Linked DNA regions of Homo sapiens: region 1 is linked to region 2. Evidence: read pairs that join two places in POLR2A ChIA-PET (ENCODE). Cell type or tissue: PC-9. All regions are shown on one strand. Region 1 holds the start of LOC124904251 (a long non-coding RNA gene). Region 2 overlaps GNAL (G protein subunit alpha L).

Region 1 (5,000 bases), 160 kb after region 2:
GGAACACGCTCTTGGATGACGAGTCACCATGAATCACTGATCACCTGGGACATGGTTCAGCTGCACATGCTGACGCAGTGGGTCTGCCAGTGACGCCGATATGCTGCGAGTCTGGGAACCCCTTTTAAGGAGCAGGGAATCTTAACTCTGGCTGTGCATTACAACTGCCTGGTACTTTGTCACCACGTGAGTAATGTTTTTCTCCACCAGTACGAACTCCTGGGCTCCAGTGATCCTGCTGCCTCAGCCTCCTGAGTATCTGGGATCCATCTATATTTTTATGTCTTGTAGATAAATATCATGAGTCAAATTTCATTAACATTGGGAAAAGTTTTTTACTTGCCTTGACAGATTTCCAATTGCTATATGTTTTCACACACAAAAAATTTTAAATACATGGAAATTCAGTTGGTACTTTTTTTCTCAGATCCAGTAGTTTGATTACAAAGGCATTTAACAGAATAGTTTTCATCTTTTCATGACTCTCCTTGTTCCTCTTCATGATCAATTCCATGGCCATAAGAATTCTTTGACGCCAACAACAGATGGGATATAAACAGTGCATTGTTACTTTTGCTAATATCAAACAGAAGGGGGATCTAAATGAAAATGAAAACATTTCTGCAAACATGAGTGTCCTCAGCTGTCACAGGAAATAATGAAAAAAAAATCAGAGTAAATTTCTTTTTAACTACTTCCTTATAGTGTCTACAATGCAAGTGATTTTTTACAATGCTAATTTGGTATAGTTTTGCACCTCTGCATCTAATAGTTGGAGTGAATAGTCTGCAAGGGATTTTTAGATCTGCTTAATTCTTCTGGTCAGCATGCAGTGGCATATTTAAGGAGGCAATGTTATAACCCTTTAAAATGTAATCATATGCAAAATTCTATGTATGATTTGGGAGACCCCTTTAAAATTCTCTCTATGTATGTAATCACAGAAGCCCCAATTTGAAAAAGTACTCCTGCAACATGCTTGGAAATATGCCAGTTGAAACAAGGATCAAGGCAGAAGGCTGGCAGAAATCTACCACTCTATTATTTATTCCTTAGAAAGTCTTTCAAAGAATTGGGGGCATATTCACATTTTGGGGTGAATATTCACATTTTATTTTCATTGCACAAACTTGAAATGCATGAACTCGGTACCATTCAGCATCAGCAACAAATCAGAAGCAGCTCTTGGAAATGTTCAATGAGACCTCCCACGTCTCACTTAGATCTCTGAGAATCAGAGCTGGAAGGACTCTGAATATCCATTTTGGAGGTTGGCGACAGGAGAAGACCCACCAGCCTCATCACTGTCAGCATCTCAAAGTCACTGGTCTTTCATAGTGCACAGGAAGATGCACTCACACGTCCTCTCATCACATCTCTCTAGCACTCCAGAGGCATTTTTTGGTTAACCATACTTCATTCTTTCTACTTAGACTAGTTATTATCATCTGAATACATTCACCACCTACCTCCAACCTATGTGCATCCCATTTTAAATAGGTTACTTCCTAAACTCTAACTATAGCCACAGGCTTCATATTTAATTTTCAGTTCCTTCCAGCTCTTTTCATCAGAGCGAATTCATTTCTGTATCCTTTGCTCTGGACCCTGTCAAAAGTTGCGACCATTTCTGATTACAACTGTTGTAGCCTGTGAGGGAAGCAGCCTTCTCACCCAGAAACCCATCTGACTGTCCAGCCCCAGTTCAGAGCTCCCGTCCCACCCCGGCAGAAACTTCTCCTACCTTCTCATGGATTCCAAGGTCTTTTTGCTCCTTTGTTGCTGGATGGTCAGGAACTCAGTGTGTCCTTCCACCACGCTCTTCACCCCACCACATTCCAGGCCAGCAACCACCATGCCAAAACTGCATTGTACTTTCCAAACCAGGCCTCAGGCAATGGCAGGGAATTCCTGCCTCCAGGCTCCCAAGTCTCTCCAGCTCCCAGAGGGTCCCTTCCCTTTGTTCCTTCCCCTCTGGAGCCAGCTCCACACCCTTGGCCAACTCACCAACCTTCTGGTGCGCAGTAGCACCTCCCAGAGCTTGCAGCACCTATTCCAAAGACACCACTGGCTGATCAGGGTCCCTTTGGCCTCTCAATAGCCCTGTCACCTGGGCCATACCTCTGCAGAGCCAGGAGCAGTTGACATTCTTTTTTTTTTTTTTGAGACGGAGTCTCACTCTATCGCCCAGGCTGGAGTGCAGTGGTGTGATCTCGGCTCACTACAACCTCTGCCTCCCGGGTTCAAGCGATTCTCCTGCCTCAGCCTCCCAAGTAGCTGGGATTACAGGCATGCGTGCCACCACACCTGGCTAATTTTTGTAGTTTTCGTAGAGACAGGGTTTCACAATGTTGGCTAGGTTGGTCTCAAACTCCTGACCTCAGGCGATCCACCCACCTCCACCTCCCAAAGTGCTGGGATTAAAGGCGTGCACCACTGCACCTGGCTAACATTCTTTAATGACTGCACACCAGACAATGCAGTCACAGACACCACTCCCATAGCCTGTTTCCCTTGGCTTCCAGGGAAATGACTCATTCATGACAGTTGAGGTCACAGTTGCCCCCACTGTTTCCTATCGCTATGAAAGGCCATCCCAAACACCAGCAGATCCACTCCTGCCCCTTTGTGTATTCTGCTTCTGGGTTACTTGCCCTGGGGGTGCCAAACCCAAGTTCATGGGTGAAGGCTGCCAAAATGTCATCCCATGGCCATGCCTCAGTTTTGGCCACTAGGGACTGTCTCTAGCTTTCCAAAAGGAAGGAGTTAAGATGTCCAAGGAAATTATGTAGTCTTACTGTCTTTGGCCAAGTGGTTCCTAAAATGGACCCCTTTTGACCTCTGTAGGGAAGGAAAAAGAACTTCCCTCTTTCCCATTAGGTTCTGTAGCTGAGTGAACTAACAAAGACGGATTAACAGGAGGAAAGCATACACATTTTATTTAATATTTTTACATGCACACGGGAACTTTCATAAGAAAAATGAAGACCCAAAGAAGCTGTTAGGACCGAGAGCTAATATACCCTTTTAACAAAAGATGATAAATTTATGGAGAAGTGACACAGGAGAAAGGTTCAAGTTTCTAGGGGCAGTCATTGTGGGGCAGTGACTAATGAAAGACAAGGGTTATTTTGGTGGGTTTGTACAGATCAGTTTCAGGGTGGACTCCGAACCCCTGGTGATAAGAACATTCTCCTCTTCCTGGTACAGGGCAGGCACGTTTCTTAGGGAAGATTTCATGACCTGCTTTTTGGGACAGAGCGGGAGGTCAGCCAGCCAGCCAGCCTTGCAGCTGAGGCTTCTCAAGTGCCTTCAGCTACAATTAGTCAACATGCTGAAGGGCTCATTGTGGGGTGGCGTTTTGTGTTCTGAACCGTTTCGTCTCCCTCTTGCCCACACTGAGGTTCACAGGCGCCTGCAGAGGAGCTGGTGTGGGAGGATGGGGAGATTGGGAGGCAACATCGCCTCCTCTGCATGAAATGCTCATGGGCACATGTCTGCTGCCTCTACCTACCAAAGGACAGAACCAGCCAACTGGCATGGCAGGCAGGGAGCCAGCGCAGCCTCCAGGCCGTCCATCCTCTCTCCTCAGTACCAGGGCCTCCCGTCAACGCCAGCACCAACAGAGAGCCTGGGCCCCCCCGACCCCTCCCTCCTGCTGGCTCTCCTTCTTCCTTCTAGGGTCCCTGCTGCCCCTCTGTCTCCAGAATTGTCCCCTGCTTGCCATTTAACCCATTCCCAGTGCTTGTTGGTCCCCGAGGGACCCAGCCTCTCAGCCCTCAATGGTCACCTGTCCCAGCCGCGGAAGGAGAAGGGGACAGAGGACACTGGTTCATTCCACCATATTTACTGGGGCCAGGCCTGCACTAGGTGCTGGGGACTCCCAGGTGGACAAGACAGAGACCTGCCCTGAGGGCCTAACATGTTAGTGGAGAAGATAAATAACAACAGATCAACCAAGAGTCAGTGGGAAACGTGCAGCCTGGATAGATGCCTTGGTAAAGCCAGGCTGGCACAGAGAGGGCGGGGGAGGCCTGTGCAGGGGCCGTGGTCACTCAGGAGAGGGAGCTCGGCGGCCTCCCAGCTCCCTCTCGGAAGGGTCATCACCCAAGAGCGGCGCACAGCCTTCCTTGGCTCCCATCCTGCCTTGTGTGGGACACAGTGGGCGCCAGGCAGATCTGACACCAACAGGCGTCGCCAGGTTTGCCAGCACACACACTCAAATATGCACACTCACGTTCTCGCTCTCGCACACTTTCCGCACATACTCTCACACTCACCCTTACACTTTTACACATTTACTCTTGCACACCACATACTCGCTCTCCACACTCAGTCGCTCTTACACATATTCACGCAGTCATACACACACACACACACACACACACACAACATCTGGATTTGATTAGGAAACTAAAGGGACATCTGTCACCTTCCATGTTTTGTTTACATTGCAACACATTCTTGTACTCGCTTAGCCTTGGACGGGAGGCTCCATGCTCTCTCCCAGTTTCTGAGTAGCTCCCACCCCCAGCGCTGTGGCAGTGGAGAAGAGAGGGGAGAGAAGGCAACATTAAAAAAAAGAAAAAAAAAGAATGCAGTTCTCCCTCCCTGGGTCAAGAATGTTGCATTATCTAGACAGATACAAATTCAGGAAACAAAGTAAGAACTCACTTCAGCTTCTTGGCCTGCCCCCATCCTTGCTGTACTTGGGTGATGTCCCATTAATTTCTCCCCAACCCCAGGGGAAAGTGGGCAGAGAACAGGCCTCAACCCTTGCTGGCTTTCTTTGCAGCTTCCTGGAAAGAATCGACAGCGTCAGCTTGGTTGACTACACACCCACAGACCAGGTATGTGGAATTAGGGTCCCCCACCACACACCAGAAACTTTGAGATTCATTTCCAATATGATTTAATGATTATTTCAGAATGAATTAAGGAAAAATCCTTAAGATACCTACTTTTTGCAAATTGTTTGTACTGCCCTGTGTGTGTGCGTG
Region 2 (5,000 bases):
CTAAATAATAGGCTTCTTGTTTTAGTCACTTACTAAGAAAAGAAGTCAGTGAAAGATTTTGTCCTTGAATTAGGATCCCAAGAGGAGGAGCTGGTGGAGAAGAAGAGGACAGACACCACAGTGGCCATAGCAGAAGGGTCGAGGGTTCTTCTAATGAGCCCGTTTAGGGGCCATAAGCTGATGGCCCTACTCTTAAAAAGCCCAGGTCAGTTAACCGCAGCAGGAAAGATAGCGGCCCATTATTGAAAGCTGTGGTTTATGAATAAAAAAGCATCATTTAAAGACTTTTCCAACTGCAGTTCTGGGGTTAAATTATTCTCAGCAAATAAAGCCCTCTAGACATGCATTGAAGTGTTAGCACCTGACGGGAGGGGCACACACACACTGCTCCTGCAGGCCGTTTGGCTTGGCTTGGCCAGGCCATGTGTCCCATCCTGTAAGGCTGCCCTAGCTCTGCCTCATCAGGAGGAATCACAGGATTGTTGCCCAGCTGTTATTAGGTGTTACACCAAATGCCACTGAAGGCACGAGTTAGGGAAGCCACCCATCAAAATCTTCAAGGGTTAGACAGCTCTCTTCAACCCTTCCTGCTGTTATTTCATTTGCCGATCTGGGAAAATGTTATTTAGTGAGAGGCAGGTCAACCTGCCGACTGATGGAGGATCGAGGAAGACAGCAAACACACTGTGGCATCTGCTTTCTCTAATCCTAGCAGAAGAGCCTTGGAGAAGATGTAGGTTGCATCACTGTGCTTTGGATTAATGCTCACTTGGTGTGTTCTTCTGTAGTTGAAAAGTGAATTTTCTTTCTGAATAAGTGAACTTCTCCCAGAAAAAGCATAAGAAGACAATATTTTGACATAAACAGAAAAATAAGGCGCAATGATACCCATTCTTTGAGTCACAAGGGAAAAGGCCATTTTATTCATTGAATCCCTTATATTACTCACCAACTGCAAACATTTGCATCTCTCAGGAGCCCGCTCTGTGCCAGGTGCTTCTCTGGGTGATGTGGAGATTCCACAAGGCAGAGAGCACAGCCTCAGCCCTGGAAAAGTTCACTGTGTTGTTGAAGAGAAAGGACAAGAACCTAAGAGAAAAATACCAGTCCGAGCCTGCACGTGCTCGGAGATAAATGGCAACAGTGTGGGTCAAGAACATGATTCCAGGGATTCACGTGGAACCTCTCAGTAACATGATGGGCATCCCCCTTCCTTAGGATATTTTATGAGTGGGGAGGTACAGGGGAGGTAGGAACTTGATTGTTTAATGTCAATGTTTGTACACAAATGCATAATGCTGGCCAGGCGCGGTGGCTCACACCTGTAATCCTAACACTTTGAGAGGCCGAGGCGGGTGGATTGCTTGAGGTCATGAGTTCGAGACCAGCCTGGCCAACATGGTGAAACCCCATCTCTACTAAAAATACAAAAATTAGCCAGACGTTGTGGCGGGTACCTATAATCCCAGCTACTCGGGAGGCTGAGGCAGGAAGTTGCAATGAGCCAAGAGTGCGTCGTTCCACTCCAGCCTGGGTGACAGAGCAAGAATCTCAAAAAAAAAAAAAAAAAAAAGCATAATGCTGTTATTGATCCTGGGTGCAAACTATGAGCAGAAGCAGCTGTGAAATCTGCTCCAAGTTTGCACCTGGCAGCTGGTTTCCTGTTCATCAAGGAGCTGCTGAAAGAACCCAGAAGCACCCACAGCTCCCAGAATGTAGCAGCAACCTGGAGTGTTTACCTAATAGAACTGATGCTTCAAGAAGATGAAGAAAGTTTGAGCAACAGTGTGCAGTGTTATCAAACGGGAAGGAGACTGCTCCTTTTATCTCCAGCCATCAAAGTGCTCCACAAGTCAATATTAGGAGCTGCATTTTGTAGATTGCACCATGATGGGAAGGTGGAGATTGTCTGTAAATCGGCATAAAGAAAAAAAAAATGAAACGTTTATCCTTTTTTTACCCAAGAAATCCACTCATTAGAGAATCACTGAAAGGAAGGTGGATAAAAAGCCACAAAAGGGAACCTTTGACTTGGCTGCAGAGCAGCATTTGTGTTTTACAGGTACTTCGGGAGCATCTAGAGGGCGTGATTTGGAGTCTGCTAGCCAGGAGGCCACAGGAGAAACACAGGTCAGCCCCAGAATCATGGAGCACACATTTGCCTCGACCCCAGCTGTATTTTCTTTTCTGGGAAAATATCAGCCCCTGGAATTAGGCCAGACACAGGAATCTGTAGATACAAAGCTCGCTAGCAGAGCAAGACTCAGAACGCAAGAGTGGCACCAGGGAGGAATCAGGACCGAGCAAGAGGCGAGTGCTGATCCCAGAGCCGGCCTCCTTCTTCCCTGTCACCCTCAGAGGGTGGTGTAAATGAACCACAAGCCCACAGCTGTCCTGGTGAGGAAGCGCAGAACAAGGCCCAAGCCAGCATACCCCAGAGAGTTAGACTGAGCCACAGATCAATCAGCTGTTTGATTTGTAGAGCAGCTTGTCTATTGAGAAGGACGTCAGTGCTGTGTTACAGGCTACTATTTGTTTATTCAGTAGCAATTACTGACATTCAGTAGCACGTCTACCACGTCCCAGGTTCTGTCAGGCTTCAGTCTACAAACTGGAGCTGTCTCAGGAGCTGTTCTGTGTGCTCAGGAGCTTATGACCCTGTGCGGGAGACAAAGGTATCAACCAGCCATTGCAGCACAGCATAAAATACATCCATGCAGGTACAGAAGACAGTGGGAGCAGCTCTTGCCCCAGTGAGAAGGGAGGCAGGACTGAGGAGGAGGGCAGCAGCTTCCAAGAACCTTCCCACTTAAAAAAAAAAAAAAATAGCCCGGTGCGATGGCTCACTCCTGCAATCCCAACACTTTGGGAGGCTGAGGCGGGTAGATCACATGAGGTCAGGAGTTCCAGACCAGCCTGGTCAGCATGGCAAAACCCCATCTCTGCTAAAATTACAAAAATTAGATGGGCATGGTGGCACGAGCCTGTAATCCCAGCTAGTCGGGAAGCTGAGGCAGGAGAATGACTTGAACCTGGGAGCCAGAGGTTGCAGTGAGCAGAGATTGCGCCACTGCACTCCAGCCTGGGCGACAGAGCAAGACTCCGTCTCAAAAACAAAACAAACAAACAAAAAAACCATATTTGTAGAGTATATTTCTGTTCTTAAAATCGACAAGTTTGAGAAACCCCTCGTTTTGAGAGGCTCATTGGAAAGCAGCAGATGCCACGCAGAGCAAATGAAAAACAGAACGCTCCGCACGTTGTGCATAGTTTTATCGAAACTCCTGCATCTGCTTTAAGTCTGTTTAGTTGAAAATCCATTTAGAATATGCTCTAATTGATATATGTGACCTATAAGGAAGTGTCCCTCTTTTTTAAGAAAATATAGAAACGTGTTATTTGTTATAGGTTTTCATTGTACAAAGAAATTCAATGTGCTGAAAAGAACCAATAAAATACGGATAAAGTAGTGCCAATTAAGAAACAGTTATGTGACTCTTTATCTCTGAAATTGTTTTAACTGGTACTTTGTTTTAGAATTGCTTTTTAATGTAACAGCCTTCTGAACATCAGCTATTTGATAAGCGCTGCGTGGAACTAAAAAGCATGCCGAGCTGTGGTTGATCCAGTGGACTTCGCTGTGCCTCATGGAGGACGATACTTAACTTTCAGATCCATTTCCGTTTTTTGCTCTAATGACATTTTCTCAGAAGTAATGCTCTCCACCCTTGGGCTTGGGTACAATAATGAGCTTGGAACAGGGGATAGGAGGCCCAGTGTTGATGGGCACACACACACACACACACACACACACACACACACACACAGTGAAGTGCAGGAAGCTCTGTGGCCATGTCAACCCTTGCTGACTGGGGACAGATGGAGGCAGGCTGCACCCTAGTCTGTGGCCTCAGAAGAAAAGCATCTTAGTTCTGCTGGTGGTGTTCAGCCTCAGCCTTTCCCTTCACCTAAATTCCTACAGGTTATCCTAACTTCAAATAGGATAAATTAATTTTAATTATGTATACAGAATGTTCGTTTAGGAACACAGAGGATGGATTTCTAGAGTAATCTCAAAATCCTGTTATTCAACCCACAATACAAAGGAAGCAGCATTGGTGTTCTTCCGTGGAGCCTGAACATCATGGGTCCCACAGTGAGTCACAGCCTTCTGCACTCCCTGATCACACAGTGGGTCACACCCTAGACCCGTGGGTCATACCACGGAACACATCGTGGATCCCACATATGGATTATACCCTAGGACACAGCCTGGATCACACAGTGTATTTGGAATTAGAGATTGGAATGCCAGAAACAGCCACACAGTCACCCTGGCCTCCAGAGCAGGCCTTCCACTGAACCCTTTGCTGTGGCTTCACTATGCCCTGAGCAGTCCAAGGCACAACTAATGGCCCAGGGTCTTCCGGCTGAAAGTGGGAATAGTGAGGAATGGGCCTAGGGTGATCAGTGAGCAGTAATGATAAGTACCCCCATCTGTAATATGTGCCTCAACTCCTGCTAACCCACAGGTACAGAGGGAGAGGAGCTCAGCTATCTGGCCCACTTCTGGGCTCCCTCCCCAGTTTCCAGACCCAGCCACGCAGCCTACTCTGGGGTCTTTGGACTCCGTCTCTTACATTTTTGTCTCCTTTCTTCCTTAATATCAGTATTTTCTTTTAGTTTCTCCTTATCAAAGCTTGCTCATACCCAGAACATTTTACTCGTTCCTGTGAAATTATTAATGGAGGTGAAAGTTAAGTCCATTATCAATTTTTTTTTAATTTAACAGCTTTTTTTGAGATATAGTTGAAATGCATACAGAAAACAGCACATATTTAAAGTGTGCAGTTTGGTTAGTTTTGACATGTGTATACACCTGAGAGCATATCCATCACCTCTGAAAGTTTCCTCCTGCATCTTTGAGTTGATTTCCTTATTTTATCATGGTAAGAACACTTCACACGAGATCTACCCTATTAAAAAGTTTTTAAGTGTAC

Evidence for each region. Peaks named below come from ENCODE experiments on the same cell type or tissue, not always from the same donor. Only the 100,000 strongest peaks of a DNase experiment are listed, where the experiment ranks them.
Region 1: POLR2A ChIA-PET joins it to region 2 with 5 read pairs; 3 of 35 experiments call an interaction of 5 or more read pairs at or near these places.

Annotation. Positions count from the first base shown.
Region 1 is chr18:11,857,600-11,862,599 of GRCh38, forward strand. GNAL (G protein subunit alpha L) reads left to right here. Exons shown (of 12, transcript NM_182978.4): 6 at 4,796-4,850. LOC124904251 (a long non-coding RNA gene) reads right to left here and starts at 2,912. Exons shown (of 2, transcript XR_007066297.1): 1 at 1,745-2,912; 2 at 1-527. RefSeq lists enhancers at 1-463, 1-28, 3,746-4,652. In PC-9, CTCF peaks have their summits at 2,761 and 2,960; DNase peaks (open chromatin) are centred at 52, 1,882 and 2,522; H3K4me3 peaks cover 1,904 bases; H3K27ac peaks cover 3,312 bases.
Region 2 is chr18:11,700,009-11,705,008 of GRCh38, forward strand. All of the region lies in intron 1 of GNAL (G protein subunit alpha L), which reads left to right. Among named protein-coding and RNA genes, the nearest start is that of GNAL, 13 kb to the left of the region's middle. In PC-9, no CTCF peak of the experiment used is centred here; no DNase peak of the experiment used is centred here; H3K27me3 peaks cover 5,000 bases.